Linked DNA regions of Homo sapiens: region 1 is linked to region 2. Evidence: chromatin loops called from intact Hi-C (ENCODE). Cell type or tissue: sigmoid colon. All regions are shown on one strand. Links, peaks and the distances in the headings refer to the core of each region. The heading gives the core; the rest is flanking DNA.

The links. A loop is a pair of places that touch in the nucleus more often than their neighbours do. Peaks named below come from ENCODE experiments on the same cell type or tissue, not always from the same donor. Only the 100,000 strongest peaks of a DNase experiment are listed, where the experiment ranks them.
Region 1: it touches region 2 in a loop (3-fold over the local background); 3 of 110 quality-filtered maps call a loop at or near these places.

The regions. Positions count from the first base shown.
Region 1 is chrX:40,431,946-40,437,319 of GRCh38, reverse strand. No RefSeq gene overlaps it. Among named protein-coding and RNA genes, the nearest start is that of ATP6AP2, 150 kb to the left of the region's middle. In sigmoid colon, for the core only: no CTCF peak of the experiment used is centred there; no DNase peak of the experiment used is centred there; H3K4me3 peaks cover 591 bases; H3K27ac peaks cover 192 bases.
Region 2 is chrX:40,372,743-40,378,116 of GRCh38, reverse strand. All of the region lies in intron 2 of LOC105373182 (a long non-coding RNA gene), which reads right to left. Among named protein-coding and RNA genes, the nearest start is that of LINC03099, 110 kb to the right of the region's middle. In sigmoid colon, for the core only: no CTCF peak of the experiment used is centred there; no DNase peak of the experiment used is centred there.

The DNA of each region.
Region 1 (5,374 bases), core at 213-5,212, 59 kb before region 2:
CCTTGCTTCTTATAGGTTGATTAGGAACATCCAGTGGTGATATTTTGTGTAACTTTATTGCCAGATCACACCGTAGATTATCAGTGCTCTTGTTACTACTAGAAATAGAGTCATTAATGTTTTTAAATCTAATCAGATTAGACAGCCAATTCCAGAAACCCTAGAACCAATTCAGAAACCTCATCCTTAAAATTCTGTTCCTCTAGAACCACTCTTTGTTCCAAAATGTGTATTAGCCAGGATTCTCCAGAGACACAGAACCAATGGAAGTAGAAGATGATAGGATAGATAGATAGATAGATAGATAGACAGACAGACAGACAGACAGACACAGATAGATAGATAGATAGATAGATAGACATAAATAGATATAAGGAATTGGCTCACATGATTATGGAGGCTGAGAAGTCCCATATTTTGCCATCTGCAAGCTAGAGACCCAGGGGAGCCAGTGGTATAGTTCCAGTCCAAGTCTGAAAGCCAGAGAACTGGGAGATGTAAGTCCAGTCCAAGGACAGGAGAAGACTGATGTTCCAGTTCAAACAGTCAGGCAGGCAAAGTACCCCCTTACTCAGCCTTTTTGTTCTATTCAGGTCTTCAACCAATTGTACAAGGCCCACCCACATTAGGGAGGGCTATCTACTTTGCTATCTCTACCAATTCAAATGTCCTTCTCATGCAGAAACACCCACAGAGACATACCCAGATAATGTTTGACCAAATGTCTGGGTACCCTGTGGCCCAGTCAAATTGACATAAAATTAACCATGATAGGATGCTAACAGTATTGCCAAAGGATTGTCTTGGGGAATAAATGAAGTATATAAAGCACCTTGAATAATGGCTGGCATATACTAGGCACTTAATAAACATGGGGGAGGAGACATTGATGATGCTGACAATGACCGTGATGAAGGTGGTAAAGGATGTCAGGCCCAGGGGTTCAAACTTCAAAGGGGCAACTTAGAAAGGGGCTTAGAAAGGTTACTGTTCAATGGATGATATCAAGAGTCCATTACAGGCGGGGCACAGTGGCTCACACCTGTAATCCCAGCACTTTGGGAGGCCGAGGCTAGTGGATCACTTGAGTCCAGGAGTTCAAGACCAGCCTGGGCAACATGGTGAAACCCCATTTCTACTAAAAATACAAAAATTAGCTGGATGTGGTGGCGTGCACCTGTAGTCCCACCTACTCAGGAGGCTGAGGCAGGAGGATCGCTTGAGCCCGGGAGGTGGAAGTTGCAGTGAGCCAAGATCGCACCATTGCACTCCAGCCTGGGAGACAGAGTGAGACCCCGTTTAGAAAAAAAAAAAAAGGGGTCCATTACAGAAGCTAGAAACCATCTTTTGGGGAAAAATAGATAGGTAAAACAACCACTCCTCTTCACAGCAGCCAAAAAACTGTCATGGTCTCTCTTTGACTCCTTCAGGAAGATTGGGCTGGGGCTACCTTACCCCTAAGGACACAACATAGCTTCTTTCATCATCCTGGTGCAGTAGATACAAAAATATATCCCAACTCCAGGATAGACAGAGCTGTATATTAGAGCAATCCCATGAAAGCATCCCATCAAAATGTCCATGAGAAATGCTTGAATGCTGATGCAGAAGGGCATCTTGTTCACGTCCCAAATGCACACACGCATTCCCGTAATGCCCGCCCACAGCTGCACCCTCAGCATCAGGCCCATTTTCCGCTGCCATCATCAGAGAAGCGAGTTCAGACATCAGAGGCAAAACGGCTCAGCCCCTCTTGCCTCCCTTCTCATTTGTTTCCCCAGAAGTTCTTAACTCAAAACAGCTAAGCAGACTAAGCCCTAAACTCCTGCACTTCTTCCCATTCCTCCGTTTCGACCCCTCATGTGAGAAAAAAAAAAAAAAAAGATCTTGGAGGATCCCCGTAAGTAAATATTTTCGCCTGAGAGGAGAAATTCTCCAATAGAAACTGGCAGCAACCAGTGAAGCTGGAGAGGCCTGCAAATGTTTTCCTCTCTCTCGCACACAACCCCCATCTGGTGCTGTGTACGTGATGTGTAAAGTGTGCACACAACACGCACATGCACATGCACGCACGTGTTGGATGGGCCCCTATTCCCCATCACTCACTCTCGCCAGGCCTGCAGAGCTCACTATAAATCACCTCAGCCAAGAGAGAGGCCGGGAATATGCTGAATCATCTAATTGGCCAAGAAAGACAGTGATAGAACGGTTCCCTTCCCCCTCAGACGCAGAGCAGAAGCCGCCAGCTGCCCGAGGACGCTGAACTGGCTTCTGTTTTCATGTTAATCAGGATCTCCATGCTCCAGCCAAGGACAGGACTGAGACCTGGAGGCCAGCCCGCAATCCTGGTGGCGCATAGCCCCCCACCCACTTCCTTGGACAGGGCCTCTTGCGTCTCAACCCCTGCACCCTGCGAGGCAGTGACTCAGGGGACCTCTCTATAAAATGAAACCTTGCCCCCGTGTAGCACGTTGAGAGCCTGCAATGGGGGCCACTTTCCGTATCAACCTGCAATTAAGTGGAATTACAGGATCCCTACCTTGTTATGTATTTGTCCCAATTTTGCTCTACAGCAGCCTTTGTCCTACCCGAAAGTCACATTTCTGAAGTTTAGACAGGAGCTAAAGAACCATTTCGAGGCTTGTGCTCTGTACACAGTGGCTTCTCTCCTGAGCTCTCGGTTTTCGTTTTCCTTGGCAGGGTGTGGTCCCTGACAGCAACCAGCAAACCTAAGCAGGAAAGCTGGCCAAAAATCCTATGGAGGGCCGGGTGCAGTTGTTCACCCCTGTAACCCCAGCACTTTGGGAGGCCAAGGCAGACTGATCACCTGAGGTCAGGAGTTTGAGATCAGCCTGGCCAACATGGGGAAACCCTGTCTCTGCTAAAAATACAAAAATTAGCCGGGTGTGGTGGCAGGCGCCTGTAGTCCTAGCTACTCAGGAGGTTGAGGCAGGAGGATCGCTTGAACTCAGGAGGCGGAGGTTGCAGTGAGCCAAGATTATGCCACTGCCCTCCAGCCTGGGCAACAGAGTGAGCCTCTGTCAAAAAAAAAAAAAAAGAATCCTATGGAGAAGGCTGCCTGTTTGCGCCTCCAACACTCACCCCCCTGTTGTGGGCAGCTTGGATGGGAAGAAGCCACCATCTAGAGGCTCGTCCCAACTTCCTTCACCCCACCTGCTGCTACAGAAGAACGACCACAACCTTCAGGACAGCCTGTTTACTGGAGGGGTAGGGGTGGAGTGGGGTTAGGGGCTTCAAGTCATCTGGGTACAAGGCTGGGGTTCATGGGTGGAGAGGAAGGTCTTGGCAGGGTTTCTGTGAGCAGGGTAAATTCAAGCCATTAAAGAAAATTAAGTACTTAGCACAGTGCTTGGCCCGTGGTCATGTTAATGAAGATTCGTTGAAAGGACAGAAGGGTGGGCCAGAGGGAAACCGAGATCCCGAACACCAGTAGCACCTGCGAGAAGCTTCTCTGGTCAGGATCAGGAAAAGCCTTCGTTGACCAGTGGCCTCACAGTTTTGGCCTCATTCCATGCCCCCCATCCCCAGCAGGGGAGGTCTGCTGGAGAGAAATGATATCTTGTGGCGAAAAACTTGCTCCTCTATCCAACTCACCCCCCTCCGCCCATTTTGTAGGAAAACAGAAAACAACCTAGGGAGAAGTGTCTGGCCCAAGAAGCATGGAGTGACTGCTGAGCTGAGGGACAGCTTTCTGCTTTCCCCTCAGGCCATCAGTTCTCCCACAGTTATCCATCCTCCAGAAGTGCTCAAGTGGGGACCAGGAATCTCTCCTCTGACTCACTAAAGCCACCACAAAACTAGGAAGGTGGGTCTGGTGTTTTGCCCCTGGAGCTGATGTTTGCCTGGACTCTGGGCTCAGTGACCTCCGGAGGACTCTGTTTTCTGGAAGCGCTGTGACCTCTGTGGACCCATGTCTGCCACAGGCCTATGTCACTTGAGCCTTTGCTATAGTTCCTGTGAGTGCCTTGGGCTTGTGTCTGCCATGGGCCTCCAGCTACTGTGGACTCTGGACCTTCCATGGCAATCCACAGAGGCCTACAGGGAGGCAGGTGGAAGGAATGACTAGGAGGGTGGTATTGCTTTCCTAAAGGCAGAAATGAGTTTTAAAAACTTTGGGAAAAGTATGAAAGCTGTACCATTATAAAATGTTTCAGCAAGAAAAGAGAAGGACACATATTTCTACACTTTTTTTTTTTTAGAGATGGAGTCTCACTGTGTTGCCCAGGCTAGAGTGCAGTAGCTATTGTCAGGCACAATTGTGGCTCACTGCAGCCTCAAACCCCTGGGCTCAAGTGATCCTTCTGCCTCAGCCTCCCAAATGGCTGGGATTACAGCCATGCAACATGGCGTCTGGTGGGACTCATTTTATCTCTTGGGAAGTTGGTTCTTTGAGGACCTTTTAAAGGAATAAGGTTAACTGGTTGTTATGGACTGAGTTTTGTCTTCCAAACATTCATCTGCTAAAGCCCTAACCCCTAGTACATTGGAATGTAACTATATTTGGAGATAGTGCCTTTAAAGAGGTGATCAAGGAAAAATGAAGCCATGGGGCCGATGGGGGTAGTCCAAAATGGTTAGTGTCTTCATAAGAGGAGATTAGGCCAGGCACAGTGATGTTTGCTTGCAGTCCCAGCTATGCAGGAGGCTGAGGCAGAAAGATTGCTTGAACCCAGGAGTTTGACTCCAGCCAGGGTATATTAGTCCGTTTTCATGCTGCTGATAAAGACATACCTGAAACTGGGAACAAAAAGAGGTTTAATTGGACTTACAGTTCTACATGGCTAGGGAGGCCTCAGAATCATGACGGGAGGCAAAAGGCACTTCTTACATGGTGGCAGCAAGAGAAAAATGAGGAAGAAGCAAAAGCAGAAATCCCCGATAAACCCATCAGCTCTCAGACCAGCCCCCATGATTCCACTACCTCCTGCTGGGTCCCTCCCACAACATGTGGGAATTCTGGGAGATACAATTCAAGTTGAGATTTGGATGGGGACACAGCCAAACCATATAATTCCACCCCTGGCCCCTTCAAATCTCATGTCCTCCCATTTCAAAACCAATCATGCCTTCCCAACAGTCCCCCAAAGTCTAAACTCATTTCAGCAGTAACTCAAAAGTCCACAGTCCCAAGTCTCATCTGAGACAAGGCAAGTCCCTTCTGCCTACGAGCCTGCAAAATCAGAAGCAAGCTAGTTACTTCCTAGATACAATGGGGGTATAGGTATTGGGTAAATACAGCCATTCCAAATGGGAGAAATTGGCCCAAAAAAGGGGTTACAGGGCCCATGCAAGTCCGAAATCCAGTGGGGCAGTCAAATTTTTAAGCTCCAAAATGATCTCCTTTGGCTCCAGG
Region 2 (5,374 bases), core at 49-5,048:
AGTCTTCTCCCAAGCTCACTGGTTGCTGGCAGAATTCAGTTTCTTGGGGTTGTAGGACTGCTAGCTGTTCGCTGGGGACCTCTCTCTACTTCTAGAGGCCACCCTCAGGTCCTTGTTCTGTGGCCTCCTCCATAGGCAGTTCACATGTGGCTGTTTACTTTCTTCCTCAAGGCCAGCAAGATAGTCTTGCTGATGCTCTACCTTTTTGACTTTAAGGACTCACCTGATTAGGTCAGGCCCACCCAGGATAATCTCCCTTTTGATTCACTCAAAGTCAACTGATTGGGGACATTAATTACATTGGCAAAATCCCTTCTGCCATGTAACATAATCATGGGAGTGATATCCCATGATGTTCTCAAATCCCACTCACAATCAAGAAGAGGGGATGATTCAGGCTGTGTACATCAGGGGATGGGAATCCTTGGGGCCTTCTTAGAACTCCACCTACCATGACAGCTACATTCTCAAGGTTTTCAGGGGAAATCATAAACTATTGAAATTATTTTCTTTGCTTCCCTACTTGGTCTGCTTGAAGGCAGATGACCCAAACTGGCCTCCCTGCCAGCTGCCACTGAATCATTTCACCCAAAAAAAGTGCAAAAGTGCAAGACTCACTGTTCCCAGATTATCTGCAGGGTTTTTTCTCTCTCTCTTTCGTAGATCCTATTTTTGCCTGGGTTCCTTGAGAGCAGTCTATCGACTGTTCTCCCTCATATGAGTAAATAACTGTGTATTCAGTGAACTAGAGGCTTTTTTTTTTTTTGAGATGGAGTCTCACTCTTGTCACCCAGGCTGGAGTGCAATGGCACAATCACGGCTCACTGCAGCCTCCACCTCCTGGATTCAAGCGATTCTTGTGCCTCAGGCGCCCACTGCAACACCTGGATAATTTTTATATTTTTAGTAGAGACGGGATTTCACCATGTTGGCCAGGCTGGTCTCGAACTCCTGACCTCAGGCGATCTGCCCGCCTCAGCCTCCCAAAGTGCTGGGATTACAGGCGTGAGCCACCGTGCCCGGCCTCAGTGAACTAGAGGCTTCTGAAACAGTCTTGGATGGCTTATTTCTGGAGATTCCACTGAGATATTGTCCACCTTAGTCCTACACTCAGAGCCAATGGAAACACATTGCCAGAAAGGGCACCTTGTGAGTACTGGGAACCATTGAGGGCCTGGCTCCCCTTCCCCTAGCTCCTTTGTCCAGTAACTAGGCCAAGTTCTTTTTATATACCATTTCCACTGAACTCTTACAACTATTATACTAGGAAAATATTTGTATAACCCCTTCCAAAGAAGGGCAGGTTAAGATTCAGAGAAGCAAAGTCACTATCCCAACTCACTAACAAAAGGCTGAGCTTCTTCTTTCTCCTACAATCTGCTTCCCCCTTAGAGGCCACACCCCTATGACCTTTAGTCCAAGGAGGACTTGCCCTTGACTTACCCTTGTTATAGGTCTACCTGAAAGGTAGAATGAGCAGAGGTCACCAAAAACCCCTCAGCTTTGACACTTCCTTTACCCCTCCATGAAACTACATAGGGTGTCTACAAACCCCAGTGCTGAACAGAGGTTCCCAAACAGCCTGCCCTGCCCTAAGCCATGGGTCAGCGAAAGGCCAGGCAAGGTTAGCCCTTCCTAAAGGCTCATATGGGAAAAGTTATCTGTGCATCGAAGCCCCTGAAATGAGCAAGGTGTTGGGGGCAGTAGCCACCAGTGTAGGTGTGAGCTGAGCAATGCCTGCTTCCTTCCCAAGGGTCTCTGGAGGCAGCAGCTGCTCCTCCTACAACCTGGGGTTTGCTTGCCTACTTGCTGAACCCGCAGTGCTGGCCTGGTTATCTATTAATACTCCCTGATTTGCATCCCCATGTGCTACCTGGCCACCCTTCAAAAGTAGGGCTCCAAGATTTAGCATATAAATATACAGGGTGCCAGTTCAATTTGAATTTCAGATAAACAATGAGTAATTTTTTAGTACAAGTATACCCCCAAATACTGCACAGGATATACTTATACTGATGTTAAGTACATCAGTATGTGAAAATATTATTTGTTGTTTCACTGAAGTTCCAGCTGAACTGAGCATCCTGCATTTTATCTGGCAACTCTATCCAGAAGTTTTAGCCAGCAGGCAGAAAACTTGAGAAGAAAAATGCCCTTTGGATGAAAGATCCATCTGTAAAATCCTTTTAAATAGTCTGCACACAGGTAGCACACACTTTTCCACCACAAATACACACTCTGTGTCTGTCTCTCTCTGTCCCACACACATGCGTGTACACACACACACACACACACACACACACACTGCTATAGTTATCTATTGCTGCCTACTGTGTGCTTACTCTGTGACTTGTGTGCTGAAGCAACATGTCTCCTTTGTGGGCACCCCCTCCACTTGCTGCACCTGGATATCCTCATCTGTGAAGTGAAGGGATAGGGTTAGATGATGGGTGACGTCTCTTGAGTCTTCATGCGTGCGTGTGTGTCTGTGTGCGTGCGCGCGCACAGACACACACACATACACGGAGTTCTGCTCCCCACTTGGGTTAGAGTGAACCTTGAGTCTCTTCACTAAACCCCCCTTGCCCTAGGCCCAATCCCAACCCCAATCCTGCATCTGGCCCTCACAGCATTCACTGTGCACCCACTGATCTACCTGCCATCCTAGTGGGTCCTGGGAGTGTCACTGAATAGGACAATTAGTGGGGCAGGATGTGTAACAGATTGGGCTCACTGGTGATTTACAAGTGGTTTTAGAATAAAGTACCCAGATCACCCTTCAACACATGTCCCTTTCTCCAGGCAAGAGCCTGGGGTGCCCACCCCTATTAGTAAGTAGACAGTAGCCTTTGAGGAGTGGAATTCATTTGCAAGGCTGCTAGGAAATGAATTGTACCTCCCACAAAAAGTCATATGTTGAAGCCCTAACCCTCAGTGTCACTGTATTTGAAGACAGGACCTATAAGGAAGTAATTAAGGTTAGAAAGGGTTGCAAAGGTGGACTCCTATTTAAAGGGATTCGTGACATTGTAAGAAGAGACACCAGAGAGCTTGCTGTCTCTCTCTCCCCATCATGTGATGATACAACAAGAAGGTATTCATCTACAAGCCAGGAAGACAGCCCTCATCAAAACCTGACCTGCTGGCACCTTGATCTTGAACTTCCAGCTTCAGAACTGTGAGAAATGAATTTTCTGTTGTTTAAGCCACCCAGCCTGTGGTATTTTCTTATGGCTGTCCTAGTAGACTAAGACAGAGGGTATCTGGGCCCCCTGGATGTCCAAAGAGAATGCCCTTCCATGCCTTCAAAAGCAGGAGGAAAGTCACCGTGCAACCAGGGTGCAGGGAACAGCAGAGCCTCCTGCTGAGATCTGGGCCTAGCAGGTTGGGCAGAACACAAGGCTCCAACTGTCTCCAGGCTCTGGAGTCTGAGGGCCAAGCTGGCAGGTGACATAGCAAAACAGATGGCTCAAACAGGATGACCAGCTTCTCAGTTTGACCAGGGAAGCTCCAGTTCTAAGGCCCCAAGAAACTGTGATTTGAGGCAAGGTCTTGGGTCTCATCCTGGTACACTAGGTACGAGGCTTCTCTCCCACCCTAGGGCATGGACCCTGGAGCCATCCTAGACTCTGGCAGGAAGCCAGCAGTATTAGTTAGGGTTCTTCACAGAGACAGAACCAATAGGATGTGTCTAGATAGAGAAAGAGATTCATGCCTGGGTGCGGTGGCTCACACCTATAATCCCAGCACTTTGGGAGGCCAAGGTGGGTGGATCATTTGAGGTCAGGAGTTCAAGACCAGCCTGCCCAACATGGTGAAACCCCGTCTCTACTAAAAATACAAAAATTATCCAGGCGTAGTGCCAGGCGCCTGTAATCCCAGCTACTCATGAGGCTGAGGCACGAGAATTGCTTGAACCTTGGAGGAGAAGGTTGCAGTGAGCCAAGATTGCACGGCTGCACTCCAGCCTGGGTGACAGACTGAGACTCTGTCTCAAAAAAAATAAAATAAAATAAAATAAAATAAAAAGGGAGAGAAAGATATTTATGATAAGGAATTGGCTTATGGGATTATGAAAGCTGGCAAGTCCAAAATCTGCAGGGTGGGCTAGCAGGTGGAGACCCAGGAAGAGCCAATGCTGCAGTTCCAATCTCATGACATTTGCTGCAGGGCCAGGAAGAGCTAATGTTTCAGATGAAGCCCAAAGGTAGTCTGGTGGAGAATTCTCTCTTGCTTGGGAGAGGCCAGGTTTTTTGTTCAATTCAGGTCTTCAACTGATTGGATGAGGCCCACCCACATGAGGGAGAGCCATCTGCTTTACTTAAAGTGGATCAATTTAAATGTTAATCCCATCCTAAAACACCCCCACAGAAACACCAAGAATAATGTTTGTTCAAATATCTTGGTGCCCCATGGCCCAGCCAAGTTGACACATGCAATTGACCATCACAGAGGCCCTGTCCCTCTAGCTCCTAGATACACAGGCTCCCCCCACGTCTCCTTCAAGGACCCAGCTTTCCTAGCCCAGAGCACTTGGGGGGGCCTCCCTCTCCTGTCTGCCTCTCCTTGGTGCTTCACTCCCGCACTGGCTTATTTGGAAACTTCTCTCCAGGAACTGAGAGAATGTCTTTAATCACCTTAAGTTTGGGGAAACAAACTCTTAGTCATGATCCTCAAAGTCCATGAAGTAGTGAAGGGAAGGAAGGGGAAGGGGGAAAACTCTTAGAAGGAAATACGCACACATACACACACAAACACACACACACATATACATCTACATACCTATATACACGCACATACACACATGTACAAATACACATGTGTACACACACATGCACATACACATATACCCATACACACCTATACACATGCACATACACACATGTATAAATACACATGCATACACACACACATGCACACATGCACACACACATACCCATACACACCTCTACACATGTAAAAATACACGTGTACACACACATACACACACCACACATGCACATACACACATATAAATATACACACGTACACACACACATATGCACACATACAAACATATACACACACAAACATGAATACACATACACAGATATACATATATATACACATGCACATCGACACATACACAGATACGCACATGCACACAAATATACATATGCACATATACACATATGCATATACACATGCACACATATACACACCTACACACAAATATGCAGGCATACATACAAATATACACCTACACAAATGTACACACGTACACATCCATACCTAAACACATACATACACATTTCAAAATCCACCAAATGTCACCCACCTACACTGGCAAATGCTACCCATCCAAGGGCTATTGCCACCCATTGACAAAGGCTAC